Linked DNA regions of Mus musculus: region 2 is linked to region 1. A link is a loop called in an ENCODE intact Hi-C map of the cell type or tissue named here. Cell type or tissue: heart. All regions are shown on one strand. Each heading gives the region's core, and the rest is flanking DNA. Links, peaks and the distances in the headings are about the cores only.

Evidence for each region. Hi-C counts contacts between places; a loop is a spot of excess contacts. Peaks named below come from ENCODE experiments on the same cell type or tissue, not always from the same donor. Only the 100,000 strongest peaks of a DNase experiment are listed, where the experiment ranks them.
Region 2: a loop joins it to region 1, with 2.3 times the contacts of the local background. A loop is called at or near these places in 1 of 42 quality-filtered maps.

Annotation. Positions count from the first base shown.
Region 1 is chr6:83,773,123-83,783,391 of GRCm38, forward strand. It overlaps Gm52907 (predicted gene, 52907), which reads left to right and starts at 2,813. Exons shown (of 2, transcript NR_168047.1): 1 at 2,813-3,104. It overlaps Tex261 (testis expressed gene 261), which reads right to left and starts at 2,690. Exons shown (of 6, transcript NM_009357.2): 1 at 2,532-2,690; 2 at 1,896-1,975; 3 at 588-741. The coding sequence starts at 2,601. In heart, for the core only: CTCF peaks have their summits at 3,042 (motif pointing left) and 6,106 (motif pointing left); a DNase peak (open chromatin) is centred at 6,089; H3K4me3 peaks cover 394 bases; H3K27ac peaks cover 385 bases.
Region 2 is chr6:83,825,770-83,836,038 of GRCm38, forward strand. It overlaps Paip2b (poly(A) binding protein interacting protein 2B), which reads right to left and starts at 5,972. Exons shown (of 5, transcript NM_146169.2): 1 at 5,866-5,972; 2 at 5,502-5,559. The coding sequence starts at 5,530. In heart, for the core only: a CTCF peak has its summit at 5,903; a DNase peak (open chromatin) is centred at 6,112; H3K4me3 peaks cover 1,991 bases; H3K27ac peaks cover 1,676 bases.

The DNA of each region.
Region 1 (10,269 bases), core at 3,014-8,013:
CCTACAGGGCGCTTGGTACTGAACAAACTCCCACTAAACAGGTTCTGAGGTTAAAATTATACCTGACATCGACATGCCCCAAACACTCACAATCTACCCTTCTACAGATAACATTCAGATTTCTCCTAGACTCAGAAACCTAACTCTAAAGCACACCCCACACCACCTGCCATCTCGACCCAGTCTACAGCAAGGCAAAACAACAGTGCCTGTGGCCAACCACTTGCTAAAACCTTTCTCACAAACATCTGTGTGCATCTGTGACCACCGCATGAATCAACTGGGTCTAACAGAGTCACTCCGGGATGAGAAGTGACTTTCCAGGGACAGGAAATAGTGTGCTTCTCTTCTTTCCCAAACCCTCCTTCTAACTTGACTCTTTGGCAAGGTCCTCATGGCTGGAGCCCTTCCCCTCATGAGGACTAGGCAGGGACAGGCTCTAGGGTCCTCAGGAACGAGCAGCAGTGTGGCCTCCTGTAGGACCTCAGCCGCTGCTCAGGTGCTCCCCTCCCCAGTATCAGGTCAGTGTCTGGGACAGAGTGCCCACATCTAGTCACATCAAGTCCTCCCTGCTTGCCCCCTCTCACCGCATGACAGGATGAAGTTAGGTGACGTCAGCATGATGAAGGGGAAGGTCTGGAGAAGGCCAAAGTAGACGAGGTTGGTGAAAAGGCCCACGCCAATCATGCTGGTGGGGAAACGCTCAAAGACGTAGAGGCCGATCAGCACTGCTGTGGAGAACTAAAACAGGCAGAGGCGCTGGCTCAGGGGACCTTTAGGCCTCCGGGACAGTCAGTCCCTGCCTGCTCTGCACAGCGCTGTTACAAATGCACTTTGGTTTTCTCGGTTCACAGAAACCACACTCAGCTTTCAAAAAGGTGGTCTCTCTGAAGGCCACTTCTAAAACATTTTAGACAGTGATCCAAAGTAAGAAAAAAAAAACATTTTATACAGCACTCCACCAAACACATACCCAACGTGTGACAGAGCGCACACTCACTTTGCCTGCTCTCGTTTTTACTGTTAGCACTGTTTTTGGAGCTGGAGCTGAGGATCTAACCGAAGGCCGCATGCATGCCTGTACCCCCATGTCCCATTTCATAGCTTCCTTGAATGCTAAGCATGATCTACTGAATCAATTACGTAACTCAGTGATGAATCCAGCAGGCAGTCTGAGAAAGGCTTCGGTTGTCGGTGATGAAAGGTCTAATTGCTATCCCAACCACACCCACAGACTGAGCCAATGAGCTGGCTGTAGCCCTGTCTTTACCACAAACTACAACCCCAGGCTACGTTGAGAGTGAAAGTAGCTGCAGACTTTAGGCGACTGAAAGGTGAACTTTTCTGTCCAAAGGTATCCTCCCCCCCCCCCCCCCCCGCACCTCAGTCTTCCTCACAGCCTCTCTAACAGGGACAGGGACCAAGTCTTCAGGAAAAGAAACCTCCATGAGGGAAGAGAAAGGGCTGGACATTCTCCCTTAGGACAAATGACACTGAGTGGAGAGAGGGCAATAGCTAACTAAGCGTTACAAACTGTCCTTATTGTCCCTATAAGTTCTAAGCCTGGGCTGGGATTGGGGACCTGGTGTTAGAGACCGTGGACACTGTGAGACAGACACAGGAAAGCGAAGCCATGAATACCTATCAATGAAATATCTGCACTGTCACCTTAAGGAATGGCAGTAGGTTGTGAAACTATGCCACCTGAGGCTGGAGGGCCAGGGGTGATCTGGACCCAGGAGTGCAGACTGCAGGGCAGGGAAGCAAGTGGGACACCCTCAGATCCTGGGTTCTCAGCACCAAAACAGCCCCAGCTCAAACAGTCCCCACTTCCTGTTTCTGATGTAGGGCAAACAAGCCCTGGGTGACTACTCCAGGGAAAAGCGGCCACTTACCCAGATCATGTATTTGATGATTCGGCTGGTGGCCACCGTGTACTCTTCTATCAGCTCTGCAAGGTAGTACAGTCCAGCCGCTGGGTAGGAGAAGGGGGTCCCAGAGGGAGGGGGACAAACAGGAAGAGATCAGCCAGGGACACTCCCACCAGCCTGCTCATCCTGTAGTCCCCCACCAACCCTCCTCAGACTCCAGGAAGTCGGGAACAAGCCAAAGCACCCCTGGGATGTCCTTCTCATCTGCACAAGTAGATAGAACTTTGCCAAGACAACTGTAGAAATATTGGATTTGACCGCACAGCATAAAGTTAACCTCTGTTCCGGGAACCTTAAACTTCACTCGTCAATCAACACCTGCAGAACACTTAGTTTACAGGCCGGGTGCTGTACACTAGCACACAGCCGGGTGAGACAGACAGGGGCCTTCCCCCTGTCCCAGCTGGAGGGGACAGGCTGAGTAGGGAGCTCAGGGCTCCAAGAGCAAGGATGCGTCTCGGGAACCAAGCATCCCCACCGGAAGGTTCCGCAGAGGTCCAGTAGGACCAGCTCGGGGTCGTCAGCGCCCAGCTGCAAAGAGCAGCAGCGGTTGGCGGCTCGGGGCATCGGGGCGCGCGCGGCCCGGGTCAGCGCTCTCACCGACGGCCAGAGTGATGAATGCCACCTGGATGAACAGCGACAGCCAGCTCAGCACGTACATGAACCACATGGCGCCCCCCGGGCCGCCGGGACGGGCCTGCGCGGTCCGGCTCCCGCGACACTGAGCGGCCGCCGCCGTGCTGTCCCCGCCCAGAGGACGCCGAGAGGAGCAGGGCGGAGCGCCGCGGCCCCTGCGCCCCCGCCAAGCCCGCGAGCGCCGCTAACCGGCTCGGAGGATCGAAATCGCGCTGCACCCGGTACGGAGCGCCTACACAGAGCCCAGATTGATTGGAACCAATCCTGGCTCAAGCCTGCTCCGCACAGCCTTGGATCCTAATTTTCTGGGAGAGGAAGATTCCCTTCTCTCAGGTCACACACTAGGAAGCCGCATAATCTGGAATCCCAGGTGCCTTTAAATGGTCACCTTCAGCCTTAACTCTCCCTCTAGGCTGAGGTCTTTTGCAATGCAGGTCTTCACTTTTGCGTGGGGACTAAAGCAACAGCTAAGCACTGACTGTACTTGCGACACCGCAGGTAATCATCTGAGAGAGCACCACCTAGTGGCTGACACAGGTAAGCTCAGAGTGCCAACAAGCCTCTTATCTCAAACAAACTTTTTGTTTGTTATTTTCAGAAAGGGAGGGTCTCATAGCTCAGGCTGGCCTTTGAACTGTCAACTCTCCCATCTCCAGCTCTCAATTGGTAGGGTTTCAGATGTGTGGAGTCTCCGTACTAGGGCAAAATATAACTTTGGTTTTGGTTTTGTCTGTTTTGATTAAGGGTCTCTATGTAGTCCTGCAACCTGCTATGTAAATCAGGCTAACCTTGAACTCACAGAGACCAGCCTGCCTCTGCTTTATCCCAAATCCTGGGATTAAAGGTGTAGAAACATCATGCAAAGATCTTTTCTTTTTTTGAAACAGCCTTATGTGCCTCCAGGCTGGCCTTGGTGACACTAAGTAGTTTTGAGTGCTGGAATGGTAGATATTATATGTTAAGGACTAGGTACAATATTAAGGCCTAGGTAACTGTCACCTGGCCAGCCTGCCATTATAAGGAAACTTGCTCATGTTTCTACTGTTACTAGGAAACTTTCTAATGCCAGGATTGGTTATGTATTCTGTTTTGTTCTGTGCCCTGGGAAACCAATCTAAATAGAAATGCTTTGCATGGTTACTCACAGCAAGTTTGGGTCTGAAGTGACCATCCAACAATACTTTCTGCACCTGACTATAAGCTTTTATGGGATTTGCTGTTATAAGCTGCCCCTGGGATGAACCCCAACATAAGAGATATAAGAAACTATTTAAAATAAGACCCCCCCTCCATTTTGAGTAGGGGTCAAGTAAAGTTTAAGTTCCCAAGACTTCCCTGGGAACTGACTTCCTAATTGGCAGAGAGAGACAGGTATGTGGGCAGCTGACATCCTGGTTAACAAGTTAAGATATGAATTTTAGTCAAAACAAGTCCCATCCTGGTAGACAAGTTAAGACATGAATTTTAGACAAAGGCAAGTTCCCTGCAGCCGTTGAATACCCTAACCAATGGGAGCAGGACAAGTGTACACAAAGACATCTTCCTAAGGAAGTTCCCCATCCCTAAATCCTGATTGGTGAAATAACATGGCACAAGATGTTTGCGGCTTGGGGCTTTACAACCCTGGAGGATCTTAACTTGGAGTCATGGTTTGTCTCCTGAGCCTGACTCAATAAGTCTTGGGATGTGGCATTCAGTAAACCATCCCTAGTAGACCAAGATCAGTGTCTGAGTGGCTTGTGTGGCAATTCCTAGACCCCCAACAGGTATGTGCCACCATACACATATCACACACAGAGTCAGATTTCTTGATTCACAAAGTAAGTGCTCATTCCTAAACAAAACAAAAAAGGAACTGGGCTGGAGAGATGCTTCCGTGACTAAGCTCACATGTTGCTCTTGCAGAGGACCCAAGTTTATTTCCCAACACACGTCAGGTAGTTTACAACCACCCATAAATCCAGGTCCAGGTGAACCTGAGGCTTCTGTCTTCATTGGAAGCCTATACCCAAGTGCACATACCCTACACAGACACACAAATACATACTTAAAAATAAATAGGCCACACACAGTAGTGCATGCTGTTAGTCCCAGCACTTGGGAAACAAAGTCAGGTGGATCTTTGTGAGTTTGAGGCCAGCCTAGTTTACATACAAAGTTCCAGGTTAGTCAGGGCTACATAGTGAAACCCTGTCTCAAAACAAACCATAAAAATCTTTAAGTCATGGAGGGAAGAAATGTAGATGTGTCCTCTGGTCTTTCTTCAGAACTGGAGAGAAAGGGACTTGGGGCCCCTGAAAGCTGAGTGCACCCACCTTTCAATGTGCCTGCTAGAACTGGTATGCCAGCTGGGTACTGCCATTTCTCCTGTGTTAGAGTCCAAACTGGCCTGGCCAGCCAGGGCTGAAGATCTGAACTTCCTTTGATGGCAAGAAAGGCAAGCAGGAAGAAACAGAAAGTAGGGTTTTTTTGTTTTGTTTTGTTTTGTTTTGTTTTTGTTTTTTTGTTTTGCCCCCTCCAGTTCCACTCCATCCCATAGAGCTCTGGAGCCCTGGGGACCAAGCTGAACAGGGATGAGAGCCAGGAGGCCCAAGTCTCAATGTGAGAGGGGAAAGGATAAAGGAAGAGGGACAGTAAATGCCAAGGACTCATTTCAAGAGTAAAAGACTGGGAGGTTTGAGGTCATGGAGCAGATGCTGACTTAGTCAGGAGCAGAATCTACTCGGCGAATGCGCCCACCCCTTCGCCTTTACTTCTCTCACATTTGTCATTGTCACTGGACGTGTGGAGGGAGGAAGGTGATAGCCCAGCCCCATCTAGATCTCTTCCTTGGAAATCACTGCTGAATAATTTCTTGGCATTTTGGCTAAGATCAAGGTCAGAAGATGCTAAATGCAATTCCCACAGTCTTACTCTGTGCCAGACGTGGCCCAAGTGACTCAGATGAGCTGACCCAGTTAGCATCACATCTAGGGCAGGCGATGGTGCTGTTACTGTCTCTGTCTCCCAAAGAACCAAGACACAGAGATTCAGTTCCCATCAATTCCACATAGCTTGTACCCAGAGGAGCACGGTTTGAAGCTGGGCGGCTTGGCTGCAGAAACCCTGTGCTTTTCCCTGGTTCGCTGGTTCTGCCTTATGGCCTGCCTTTCAGCCCAGGGACCGGGTCCCACCTCAGCTCCAGGCTTCGTCTCCCTTCTCTAGCTTTATCTTTGTAAGGATACTTCTCACAATTCTCACAGCTGTGTTTCCTCACACCGTGCCTTTAATAACTCAACTTGTGACATTCTCACAGACTCATACATCCATTGGGTCTAAGACAGGGGGGAAGCAGGATAGGATAGGGGGTTTCCACAGGGAAATGTAAATAAATAAAATATCCAATTAGAGAGAGAGAGAGAGAGAGAGAGAGAGAGAGAGAGAGAGAGAGAGAGAGAGAAAGTAAACAAGGTGGGGTTGTGGAGTCATCACCCTGATAGCAAAACCTCTTCATTGGAGCTGTCGCCTTCTGCCCTCTAGTGGCAATCAGAGGAGCAGCCGAGAACAACAGCCAGGAGTGGTTTCCTGACCTCGTGCAAGGAGTTTTGAGGGACAGAGATTTTTTTTCCTTCTACCAGTCTTGCAGTGAAGGCCAGCCAGGGAGGCGTGATAGCATCCACCACACACATTGCATACACTACTTGTGGACAGGATTCATTTCCGTAGTCTTGCCAGGCTGCATCAATGGTATCACCAGCAGAAAGAACTGGAGAACCAGGCTCTTTTTCCCCACACATGCCTGAAGGACTGCCAGTTCTCTAGGACTCCCAGAAGCAGCATGGGGTGCTGGGAGCCATAATCAGATGCACTCTACTCTACTCCATGACAAATATATACCATACTTCTAATAGGTGACCTCCTGGATAGTGCCCACCTCCTAAGAGCAAGTTCTCCTGGTGATGCTCCATGCAGTGACCAAGTTTATTGTTTGGTATCCTGTGCAAACTTACCGGAGCACAGTCCCAGAAGGGGAGAAAGAGCAAACTAGGAGAGTTTTGACCACTGTATGGTGCACACAGGTGATCTGTGATCATTTGTCCAAGTGACCCAGTGTACCAGGCCCCACCCCTGTCCCTGTCACATGATAGGACTGTACATTGAGGGGCTTTCTAGGGAAATGGTCCTAGATCATTATTCAAGCGCTGTCTTCTAATGTGCCAGGCCCAACAGAACTATGTGCAGGGGTGATGTGGTAGCTTCAAAAGGAATGCCCCCACAGGTTTATATATTTAAACGTGCACTCCCCAGTTGGTGGAAATATTTGGGAAGGATTAGGGGTGTGGCCTCATTGGAGGAGGTGTGTCATTGGGGGGTGGGCTTTGAGGTTTAAAAAGCCCATACCATTCCTAGTTAGCTTTCCCTGCCTCAAGATGTAAGCTCTCAGCTACTGCTCCAGAGCCATGCCTGACTGCCTCTTGCATTGCTCCCTGCCATGGTGGTCATGGATTCACCCTCTGAAACAATAGGCCCTCCAATAAACTCTTCCTTCTATAAGCTGCCACAGGGTGTCTTATCACCGAAGAAGAAAAGTAACTAAGACAAGTGCACAGGATTTGAGGGGGAGTGGCAAGAACCCCAAAGGGGAGGATCAGACCCTAACATGCTGTTAAAGGAAAGTTCTAGAGACTGAGAGATCTCTGAAATGAAAGGGCTTGTGAGACCATTACAGCCCAAAGCCAGGGAGACAGGACCAGTGCTGGGAAGTTTTCCCTCAGGCACTAGCTGTAGAACTAGCTGTCAGTTAGAAACACCTGTCTGTGTTCTCGGTGGTGTTAGAGTCACAGCCTGGGCTCTCTCCAGCCTCTCTAATTAGCCAGACTTGACCATTGTCCTGAGTCTGCCAACTGAAGAGATAAGTGGTAGTGAGAAGCAGAGAAAGGAGACTCATTCCGTGTGGGAGGGGAAACAAAATGGTGATGGCCACCAACCCACAAGTCCCTCTTCCAGGGGACAGACATGAGGTTTAAGTTTCAATAATAGCTAAGCAGTTCTGGAGAAAGTGGTCCACCCATCACTGAGCCTTTCACCGTCTCAGCTCTTGTGTCTCCTGCCAGACGGTCTGCCAGGCTGTCAGAGCTGTGTGAAATTTCTTTCTGGGAGACAAGCCCCTGCTCTGGCTGGCATCAGCTTCAGCCCTTGGCCTTCCAAGTGTGAGATTCTCTCAAGAAAGCTGATTTTTTTTTTGGAATTTGTTGTCTCAGTCCTCTGATGGTCAAAGTGAGAGGCAAAAGTATTTCTTGAGATCTTCTCTCTTGCTAGGATGGCTACTCCAGATGTTTGATCATGAGAACCTGAGGCTGGTGAGATGGTTCAGAGGGTAAAGACACTTGCCGCCAAGACCAGCGACCTGAGTTTGATCAATTTGATCCTTGGGACCCACATAGTGGAAGGAAGGGACAAACCCACACAAGTTGTCCTTGTCCTTTAATGTCTCCATGTGCACTTTGGCATGTGCACACATGAGCATTCTCTCTCTCTCTCTCTCTCTCTCTCTCTCTCACACACACACACACACACACACACACCTAATGTAATAAAAAACTTTTAAAGGGGGGCTGGAGAGATGGCTCAGAGGTTAAGAGCACCTGACTGCTCTTCCAAAGGTCCTGAGTTCAAATCCCAGCAACCACATGGTGGCTCACAACCATCCGTAATGAGACCTGACAGCCTCTTCTGGGGTATCTGAAGACAGCTACGGTGTACTTACATAGAATAAATAAATAAATAAATAAATAAATAAATCTTTAAAAAAAAACTTTTAAAGAAAAAAAACCCTTGAGAAACAAAGGTGAAATTGTAAGTCCTCAGATCCTTAGATAAAGGGGGGGGGGAACAAGAGGAAATCAGGCACATTTTAGGGACTAGAGGTCAGGACAATGGACAGGAGAAGGTATCACATAAGGAGATGGTACCCTAGTGGTGGTCCTCTTGGGAGTTTTGCCTGCTGCCTAAAACTGTTAGCTGGTTTCTCTTGCTCTACCTTCTGGCCTGTAACTGACTTTAGGATATTGTACATTTTTCTATTAGCAACACAGAGAGGTGGGGAGGGAGGGAGGAAGAAAGAGAGGAAGAAGAAAAGGAAGAGGAAGAGGGAGAGGCACACCATTGGTGGGTGTAGCCTGGCTGGCTGGCGCAGGCATAGAGCACTCCTCTTGAGGAAGCCTCCTCAGTCAGGCTGGCAGAGTTGTTCCCCTTCATTCTCCTTTATTCAAGCAGCTCCAGACATTGCCCTGACAGGAAGGAACTCAAGGCAAGAAGAAAAGGGTTGGACCCTTTCTCATGAGGAGAAAGAAGAGGGGGTGTTGAGCGGAATGGAGGATGGGGACCCTGCTCGTCTGCCTTCTAGTGCTGCCCAGAGTCACAGGACAGACTGCAGACAACGTGAGGCCTGTGAGGACATCCTGCCCTGTCCTAAGTACGTGGGCCAGTATCGACCCACTGGGGCTGTGCAGAAAAGCTCCATGCTGTGGATCCCGCATGTTCCAGGACTGCTTGGTGTTCTCGACCCCTCCTGACCAGCACACATCACCCTCTTACAATGATGGTATTCTCGTAAACCCATTCTACAGCAAAAGAAGCTGAAGCACAGAGAAAGTGGGTATGGTGACCCACCGCAGTCTCCTAGGAAACCAGACTCTCAGTGCTAAAACTATGAAAGTCATCAGCAAACTGGACAAGGTGGCTACCCTAGCCCCTAGTCTTCCTCCCACTGTCCTCATCTTCTTCTTTCTTTTTTTATTTTTATGTTGTTTCTTTGACATGCTCTTGTACCCCAGGCTGGCCTCAAATTCACTATATAACTGTTTGTGGTGAATTCCTGATCCTCCAGCTTCCTGTATGCTGGGATCACAGGAGTGTACCACCAGGCACAGTTATATTCTTTTTTTTTCTTAAAAATGTTTTTTTTTAAGGATTTATTTATTTATAGCTGGCAAGATGGCTTAGCGGGTAAGAGCACTGACTGCTCTTCCAAAGGTCCTGAGTTCAAATCCCAGCAACCACATGGTGGCTCACAACCACCCGTAATGAGATCTGATGCCCTCTTCTGGTGCACCTGAAGTCATCTACTTATGTATAATAAATCTTTGGGCCAGAACAAGCTGGGACTGTGACCAGAATGACTGGGCCAACGAGAGTGAGCAGAGGTCCTAAAAAATTCAATTCCCAACAACCACACGAAGGCTCACAACCATCTGGACAGCTACAGTATACTCACATACATAAAATAAATAAGTAATTAAAAAGAGAATTTATTTATGCTATACTCCTAAGTATTTTGTCTTCATGTATATGTGTGCACCACATGAGTGCCTGTGGAGGTCAGAAGAGAGCATTGGATTACATGGAAATGGAGTTACAGACAGCTGTAAGCTACCAAGCAGGTACTGCGAACTGAACCCAGGTCATCTGAAAGAACAGCAAGTGCTTTTAACAACTGAATCTCTCCAGAACCTCTCCTCTTCTTCTTTCTCCCCTCCTCCTCCCTCTCCTCCTCTCCCTCCTCTTCTTCTTCCTCCTCCTTCTCTTCCTCTTTCCCTCTTCTTCCTCCCCTCCTCCTCCTCCTCCTCCCCCTCTTCCTCTTCTCCTCCTCATCTCCCTCCCCTGGCTGGCCTCTAACTCACTTTGTAGGTAGATCAAGCTGGCTTTGAACTCACAGAGATCC
Region 2 (10,269 bases), core at 3,408-8,407, 53 kb after region 1:
CCATTTAGTTCCAGAAAAGCTATGGAAACAAACTTATTTTTCTCAGATACTACAAATGGTCAGGGAGTAAAAGCTGAACAAAATGAACCTTGCTAATAGTTTCAGAATGTTTCTTATAGGAAATTCCAACTTAATTTTTATCTCATGTATTTCATGTCAGGACTTAGTTGGTAGTAAAATTTGATCTCAGCTGATGTGGGACCTTCATTTTCTACCTGCCACAAACACTCCTGTTTGTTCAGAAGTATGAACATGTCTAATAGTGATGTCCCGGAAGCTCCAGAGTATGACGCACCACAGAAAGCACATCTTTCTAGACTGAGTCTCATCTGCCCTTACAGGCTTAAGAGCCTCTACAGAGTCACCTTCCAAAGGATCTTGTTTCTGAAAGTGACTCCATTTTACAGTCTTCAGGAACTCATAAACTAGCAACATTTTAAGTCTTTTACATTGCAAAATGTAAAAAATCTCCTTACTGATGCCATTTTAACAAAACAAACGAACAACCACAAACTAAAACATGGAAACCCTGGTTGGTGCTGAGGTGTCTATAACAATGTACTGATGCAGATATGAAATTCTTCAGTCTATGACAGTGAAGTCATTTACTCACTCACCACTTATGAATCTCCCATGCATCATATACTGTTTTAAGTCCTGAAAATATAATGAAACTCACTCTAAATAGAGCTCACACAGCAGAAACAGATAGACCAACAACTGATTTCCACGTAATGTGAAGTAAAAGAAATAGGAGTAAAATGCAGTCTAAATTAGAGGAAAGGAGTGGCTAGTAACATGCAGATGAGGAGTGGGTCCTACTTTGCTTGAATTGGTTTTCTTTCTACCTCACCCCAATTAGGGTTTTTCTATGTATCCCTGGCTGTCCTGGAACCCAGTCTGTATAGTAGGCTGGCCTCAAATTCAGAAAGATCTGCCTGCTTCCCCTTCCCAGTGCTGGAAATAAAGGCATGCAACAACACCACTGAACTTTGAATTGATATTGTCAATAAAAATTCTACACTACCGAAACTGCACAAACTATTGTAAAAATTGAAAAGCACACACAAAAAAATAGACAAAATAATGGGACCCTACAGAGCACTGCATAGATACTTCCTCAGACAGTAGTTTTTACCTGCATGTATGTTTATGTGTATAGATACAGGTGTATACATTTTAAAAACAGAAATGGGTTAATCTTTGGAGTTGTTTTTGTTATTTTAATGAGATAAATATACATCCCATAAGGGTATACTTACTGGCTTCATCCAAAGAAGTTTTGCTTCATGTTACTGTATATAACAAGAATTAGGGATGGGGCTTTCAGCCTACTAAACATGTGACCAGTTGGGAATCTAATCTGAGTGACTGTAGAGACTTCATCAAGGGTGTATGACATGAACTGGGTGTGGGGCTGTGTTCATCATTACTGTTATAGTACGAGGTTGTCCACCAAAGGGAACTGGCTAAGTAAACCATGGTATTCTATGAAGTAGCAGAGAAGAAAGATGGTCTGTGTGCTGACGAAGAAAGGATTGGAACAGGTGGCTGGTGAGGGGGAAATCTACTTATCTAATATAATACCTTCTCTGGGAAGCCTTTCAGGAGGAGTTGAGAAGTCCCCAGATCAAATACCTGTGCAATAGTTGCCATGTATCAGGTTCTCACCTAAGCATCAGAGGTAGAAGGATAGAACTGTGGAGCCTGTTGTCATGGAGCTCAGAATAGTCAGGAAGAGAGCCATATGAACAAGTAGTTCTACCACAATACAACTAAATGCAGCACCAGGAAGATATATTGAATCTTTGACATGTGTCAACCATTTTGCTAGATGCTCTATATCTGATAGTATCTATTATCGTGTAAGATAGGTGTCTAAAGAGAAGCCTACAAACCCTAGAACCCCTCAGTTACCCTCTGAAGAAAGGGAAGTGTCTCCAGAATCCTATTCAAATATATAAGAGCCAGATAAGACACGAACCAACCCCTTTTCTTTGTTCATGTGAGACCAGAGCAGGACTCAATACCTCAGCTAGAGACAATATATGGGTTAAACTTGGAGATTAAGAACCAAGAACCACGCAGGGCAGTGGTGGCATACGCCTTTAATCCCAGCACGTGGGAGGCAGAGGCAGGTGGATTTCTGAGTTCGAGGCCAGCCTGGTCTACAGAGTGAATTCCAGGAGAGCCAGGGCTACACAAAGAAACCCTGTCTGGAAAAAAACAAACAAACAAAAAAACCAAGAACCTGACTTGACTCGAAATTCTGCCCAATAGGAATCTTCTGGTTTAGAAGAATAAAGATGTGGTAGACTTAGTTTTCTTTAGAAGCTATAGATGTTAGATGGACAAAGCATAAGATAGACTAAAATCCTATCTTAAATATTACCAAGCTGTTGCTCTATACCAGTGGTTCTGAATCTGTAGGTCATGACCCTTTTGGAGGTTGAACAAACAACCTTTTCACAGGGTTCAAATATCAGAGATCCTGCCTATCAGGTACTTACATTATGGATTCATAACAGTAGCAAAATTACAGTTTTAAAGTAGCAACAGAATAGTTTTGTGGTGGGCGGTCACCACAACATCAGGAATTGTATTAAAGGATTGCAGCATTAAGGAAAGTTGAGAACCACTGCTCTATATGGTTTTGAAAGCACTAAGGTTCAGACAATATGGATGATGAAATAATTTTCCATTCCTTTTTATATTCATCCCCCATCACCACAGGTAATGTGTGTGTGTGCCTATTCCTTGGAAGGCAAAAGTGTCTACTATATATCATCAATCTTGAAATTAGGACACAGATTCAAAGTCTAAAGTCGGACCATAGTTGTTCATTAGTTGATGGCAGATTCAGATTCCAAAGAATAGGTCGGCATGATTCTTTGACAATAACCCAGAAATGTGAAGATGGCTTAGTTAGTAAAGTACTTGTCTTATAAATATAAGGACTTATAGTGGTCCTTAGAAGCCACCTAAAATAGGCAAGCATGGTGGTGAGTCTGTAATAGCAGCACTTCGGGGGCAGATGGGCACACAAACATACCCCTCCCCCAACACACCAACAGGTTACTGGAGAAAAGTTCAAAGAGAAGAAAATATGAAAAATGTAGAAATGGTCTGGAAGTCCTCTTAGGTCTTGAATCAAGAAAGAGGATACTTAGTGTCAACTCAGACAAGATGATCTCTAATTTTACCCACTCAAGCCTTAGCTGTCTATCTTTCTGACTCAAATACAAGATCCAGAGGGCAGGATCTTAACCTCTAGCTCATTGCTATCATCTAAAGTAGAGTACAGCTTAGAGTAAATGCTTAATAAATATTTGTTGAGTGAATGAATAAGTGAACAAATTTCCCAATACACTAAAAAAACCATCCTAGATGGACTTGGGAGTGGGAGTATCAGGAAATGAGGTCTAGGGATCATTCACAAGTACAATTCTTAGGTGTAAATCTTCTTTCTTGCTAAAATTTGCATATAACCCCCAAACTAATACTGGTGGTGCCTTTGAAGTCATTCTTGGTGTGACGGTTAATCTTCATTGCTATCTTGACTAGATTTAGAATCACCATGGAAATATGCCTCTGGGTATGACAAAAAGCTTAATGGAGGAGGGATAACCAACCCACCCAGACTGTGAGCAGCAGCACCCCAAGCTCATGCGTTTGAGTGCATGTGGTGGGCTGAGCATTCATCTCTCTCTACATCCTGACTGTGGATGCAATGGGACCAGCTCCTACTGCGACGGTAGACTACACCCTTCACTCTGTGAACCAGAACAACTCCTTTTTGACTTAAGCTGGCTTTGTCAAGTATCAGTTACAAAAAGAAAACTAAGTGGTGCACATGGATATGTAGATAGCAGCACACTTGCTCTTGCCCTTGTCCTCAGCTAAGGTGGAAAAAGTCAAAGTTGGACCCTGTTGGTTTGGTGCTCATACAGAGATGCCAGAGGACAGAGCAATAGTGGGTAGTTTTGTGCTGAAAGTTCTAGCTTTGGGGTTAAATGGACAGAGTTTACGATATAACTCTGGCACCTATTAGTGGGAAATCACACCTCTGAAAACCATTTTCTGTTGTATAAAATATAGGGAACAAAATCTAACATGATAAGTGGTTTTCAAGATGTAAGATTATAATCTACATAAGGCACGAAGGTTAAGGAAATGCAATTGAGGAAATCTAGGGGAACATGAGTTGAGGTTGGAACATGGAGGATAGGGCTTCTCTCCAGTCCCACATCCTGAACAGCAGAAGTCTCTGTGCATTTAATTCTTGGCTTATAGGTCTCTCCTCTACTAAACTTTAAGATCAAAGGAAGGAAGCACAAGCTACCATCTTCTAAATTTCCAAACAAGTGATCACTAAGCACAGATTTATCAAAGACATGGTAGGTACATTTGATTTTCAAATGCAGACTTACAACAGTTTACTATAGTGACCAACTCAGAGATCGTACTATAGTGACCAACTCAGAGATCGTATTTTACCCATGACTTAGACAACTGCTATAATTGACAAAAATCACAACAGTTTTAAGATTCCGCTCTTTCCAGTGTGAAAAATATGGCACAAACATAAGGCCTGCGAGGCAATGCTGTCACCTATGAGGAAAGACTGATTTTAATTTCCTCTAACAGACTTCTTTCTCTACTACGACAAAAATCTTACCACAGCAAAACACAAGGAACTATATACTGTTATGTGCTACAAATTGGATAAGAAAAATAGTAAAGTAAAGCTTACAAACTCCACAACAGTGAATCTGATGCTAAACTACGACTTAATTTTCCTTTTTGAAAACCAAGAAAAACAATTCCAGATATAAAGCCAAGAAAATGACAACATGAGAACAATGCAATTTTGGATATGGATAGATATCTTATTCTTTCTCCCTTTCTGCCTAAAGTACTAGACGTATTCCAATACTCAATGTCCTCTGGCTTCCAAAATAAAACCCCTATTGTCTAATACTCCTCAACTTCTAAAATCTCAGTTAAAACTATGAGTGATAAGCTAATTTATTCGCAGTAAACGTCTGGCATATTTTTATTTGGGTTTGAGACAGTGTGGAAGGCCATCTAGAAACATATGGTTAGAACCACCACAGGAAGCCAAACACTGCCATACTATGAGGTATAAACAAATAAATTCTCTGTAAAGATAATGCTGAAGGTCGCCTCTGGGCTGTTGTAATTCTCTCAGAGGCTGTGTGTGATAATCACATATATCCCGTATCTTACGGACGTCCGGGATGACCAGGCCCTTCCTCATAGTGTAAATTAGTGCTCTAAGCTGGGTCAGAATCCCGTTCCATCCCGTTCCACGTAACAGATTTCAAATTGGTTGCTGCTGGCAAGCCTTTCCACCTGCATTTTCAGCAGTTTTGAGCAAAAGCACTTTATGAGGACAATGATTCTAGAAGAAGAGTGGGATTAGATGGCATTGAAGGGGAGGCAGAGAGAGTTTAAGCAAGCCCATTGCAGTTCCGAACCTTGCGGAGCCTGTGTTCAGCGTCGTCATCTGCCTCTCGCCTTCACCCTTCCAGGTGCCTACAAAAAGCAAAGTGAGAGGTGTTAGTTTCCGGGGGAAATGAGGCTGAAATCCTGAGGTTGAGAGTGAACGTCTCAGAAGGCGAGAGAGAGGAGGGGCGCCAGGAGGCGGCAGGTCATACGTAGCAAGGATGGTGAAAAGGGATGAGGTGAGAGGAGCTGGCCCGCGAGCGCCAGAGCGTCGGACGGCCTGGGCCCGGGCCGCGCTGGGAAGGGGCTGTGCGCGCTCCCGGGCAGCCCGCGGGTAGAGGGGCTGTGCGCAGTCCCGGGTGGCCAGACGATCCCAGCCCCGACGCCTCAACCCACCTGGCCGCGCGGACAACGCCGCCCCGAGGTCCGCACCACAGCACAGCGCCGCCTCCTAAGAGCGCGAGCCTCGGCGCACAAACGCTCGAGGTACCTCGGCCTCACACGCGCGTCTCGCCCCGCCCCCCAGCGCCATTCATTGGCTGCCGGACAACGCCCCGTCCATCTATTGGACAGCAGAGAATGCCGCTCACTTACCTGGTTTTGATTGGTCTAAATGTGAAACAATGCCCGCCCAGCTCTTTCAGAAGTTCCAGTTTTTGATTGGTCTTAGCGTCTGTCCATTCGCTCCGCCCTCGATGGAGACTCCCAGCTCTGATTGGCTGAAGAAGCATTGGTCACGCCTAGATTTCCAGGCCAAGGATGAATCACCTCCATGTTGGGGAGGAGCCAGAGTGCAAGGACTCCGGGTTTGTTTACAAAGGCTTCTGCTCCCGCTTCATCCATTGGCTAAGCTGGAAGCCTGTGTCACTTGTCTAGATCACTTTAGAAAAGGGAGTAGGATTCAGGGATTTCCTCATCTGTCCATTAGTTAGAGATGAGTTTTGAGAGCGGGAATTTGCTTCTGTGTTAAGTCGTGAGGTTAAAAATTAGGACTATTTGGGAGATTGGAAGAACAGAAAGGGTTGCTTCCACGTTTTTAGAAACAAATTTGACATTTTCAGTCCCAGCAGGCTCAAGATTGAGGCAGGAAAATCACAAATTCCTCAGGGCCAGCTTGAGCTCATATTGCGACCAAGTCTCAGAAAAACAAGACACACACTCACATTCACACACACACACACACACACACACACTTGTTCTGTCCTTTGGGTTTAAGATACCTTGTATTAGTTAGTTTTATGTGTCAACTTGACACAAGCTGGAGTTATCACAGAGAAAGGAGCTTCACTTGAGGAAATGCCTCCATGAGATCCGGCTGTAAGTCATTTTGTCAATTAGTGATCAGGGTGGGAGGACCTGTTGTGGGTGCTGCCATACCTAGGCTAGTAGTCCTGGGTTCTGTAAGAAAGCAAGCTGAGCAAGCCAGGGAAAGCAATCCAGTAAGTAACATCCCTCCATGACCTCTGCACCAGCTCCTGCTTGCTGACCTGCTTGAGTTCCAGTCCTGATTTCCTTTGGTGATGAACAGCAATGTGGAAGTGTAAGCTGAATAAACCCTTTCCTCCCCAATTTGCTTCTTGGCCATGATGTTTGTGCAGGAATACAAACCCTAACTAAAACAATATCCAAATTTTAAGTTATGTCCATAAAAAGAAGATAGGATATTGATGGCTGGAGTGGTGGATCAACAGTTAAGAGCATTTGCTGCTATTGCAGAAGACAGGTTCAGTTTTCAGCACCTCATGGTGGCTTACAACCACCAGTAACTCTAGCTCCAGGGAATTAGATGCCCTCTTCTGGCCTCCAGAGTACTGAATCCATATACATACTTGAAGTTAAAACACTCGTGCACATAAATCTTTTTATTAAAGTGGAATTAAAAATAAAAAAACTTCTCATACATCTGTCTTCTCCTACCCACTGTGCTAATTACAATCACAACACAAAATATAGGTTTAGTAAACAAGTAGTTATATAATGAAAATATGTAGATAAATTCACTGTCTAACATTAACTTTTTCCTCCTCCCTCCTAAAGGAATATTCTCCCATAATTGGTCCTTTAGGTACTCCAGGTCTATCACCCACTGTTTTTCTCAATGAATCTACTTTGTTTGTTTGTTTGTTTGTTTTCGAGACAGGGTTTCTCTGTGTAGCTCTGGCTGTCCTGGAACTCACTTTGTAGACCAGGCTGGCCTCGAGCTCAGAAATCCGCCTGCCTCTGCCTCCCAAATGCTGGGATTAAAGGCGTGCGCCACCACTGCCCGGCTGTGAATCTACTTCTAATGGATGGATGTTTTTAATGGTACACATTTGTTTGTTTGTGTGTGTGGTAGTGTGAGGAAGTCAGAGGAAACCTCATAGGAATCAGTTATTTCCTTTGACTATGTAGGTGCTGCGAAACTACCAAGTGGCAAGGCTCAGTAGCAGACACCTTTACCTCTGAGCTTCTTGAGGGCCCAAACTCTCTACTCGTGTGTGTGTGTGTGTGTGTGTGTGTGTGTGTGTGTGTGTGTGTGTGTTTAATTTGTGTTTATGTGTGTATCTGTGTGTAGGGATAGGTACACATGGGTACAGGTGCCCATGGAGGCCAAGGGCGTTGGATGCCCCTGGATCTAAAGTACTAGGCAGTTGTGAGCTGCCTAACGTGCTGGGAATAAGACTCAGGTCCTCTGCAAGAGCAGTGAGTGCTTTTAACTGTTGCATCTCCAGCCCATAGGACATGACTTTTTTTCTGTGCTTTCTTTTTTAAAAAGAGCCAATAAGAGCTGCAGTTACAGGCAGTTGTGAGCTACCTAATGTGGGTGCTAAGGACTGAACAGAGTCCTCTGCGGGAGCAGTATGTTGTTCTCTTAGTGGCTGACCCATCCCCCTAGGTTCTAGGAGCTGAGTCTTAACTGCATCTAACTCCATTTTGTATCCACATAGAATCATATTTACAGCTGTCCAGTAGAAGTTCTAACTTGGTAACCTGGAAGACAGGATAAATGAAAAATGATCTGACCCCAAAGTCTGGCTCTTCTGCCTCAACCTGGATAGCCTATCTACATAAGTTGTACCACTGTTCAAAATGACTACCCTAGGAGCTGGAGAGATGGCCCAGAGGTTAAGAGCACTTTTTGCTCTTGTACAGAACCCAGGTTTGGGTCCCACATGGTGGTTCGAAATAGTCTGTAACTCCAGTTCCATAGGATCTGATGCCCTCTTCTGACCTTAGGCACCAGACACAATTATGGTTCACACAGTAAACACTCATATATATGAAAAGAAATTTGGGAAATACCAAAACCCCCAAATACCACTCTAAATGAATGAATTACATATATGTATATATATTTTAATGTGTTAAATACATACTTAATAATAAATACAAACTTAAGTAAATCCAATGATTGAGTAAATGTTATTGAGCATTGACAGCATTTCAGGCTCTATGCAAATAGTGCAGCCAAACAAATGAAAATTGCATGAATTGTTTGCAAGAGCTCTGACTGGTAGCAAAGAAATAACCCAAGAGTATTCAAGTGTCACGAGTGCTAACAAAAAAAGAAAAAAAGAAAGTTATTGAATGGCCAGGAAATGGCTATTTTAAGTGGAATGGTTAATTTAAGAACCCTCAGCCGGGCGTGGTGGCACACGCCTTTAATCCCAGCACTTGGGAGGCAGAGGCAGGTGGATTTCTGAGTTCGAGGCCAGCCTGGTCTACAGAGTGAGTTCCAGGACAGCCAGAGCTACACAGAGAAACCCTGTCTCGAAAAAAACAAAACAAAACAAAAAAAAAAAAAAAAAAAAGAACCCTCTAAAGACAACGTTGAACAGAGAGGCACAAATTAAGTGAAGAAGTAATGACTGGGAAAGCGCCACTAACCTGCACATCTCCAGAATCTCTCCTATGTGGCCTCATTAGTTCCAAAGCTGTGTGGTTAGGTAGGTTTGCATTCCACTGAAGATTGCCTACTCAAGTTTAAACCTTCATTTAATGGCTCTGAGACCCCCTACCTGTAGATACCAAAATCCATGCACACTCAGGTCCTGTCCTAGTTAGCTTTAACTGTCAACTTGATAGCCTAAAATCACCTGAGAATTGAGGGATTGCCAAAAACAAACAGATTTTTGAGCATATCTGGGGGGGGGAGTAATTAATCGTTAATTGATATAGGAAGTCCCAGCCAACTGTGGGCAGCACCATTCCCTAAGCAAGTAGTTCTGTGCCGTGTAAAACAGCTAGCTGAGCGTGAGCCTGTAAGTGAAATAGTAAGCAGTACTTTATTCTTCTATAGTTTCTGCTTAAGTTTCTTTTGGCCACACTTCTTTGCTTGCAAATGTTCATTGCAATGAATTGTTGGTCTGGTACAAGGCCTCTGGATTCTGTCAAATTATGAATTCTGGAATCTCACTAGGAATTCTCTCGGATATTCTGTTGCTGCCCTGTGTCATAGAGATTCTGTAGTTTTGGATCTGTAGGACCAACCTCTCTATGCACTCCTGAAGTTCATCAACTGGGTTGAGGTAGACCAATTTAAAGCACTGGATCTGGGCCTGAGAGATATCCAAGCCAACCAGCTCTCCTGTACCCACACCACTAGAGTGGGCTCTCCTTTCCTGCCTGGCTGGTCCATCCAATGCCACAGCCAGCAAGGGGCAGAGCCAGCTATTCCACTCACATACTCTCAGGCCTGGCTCGTATGAGTCCATGCCAACAGAGCCAGCTCTACTGTGTTATCCAGATGAGATGCAGGGCCTGTGGTGGCTCTCCTACTATCATGCCCTAGGGCCCAGGCAAGATGCAGGGCTGTTCTCC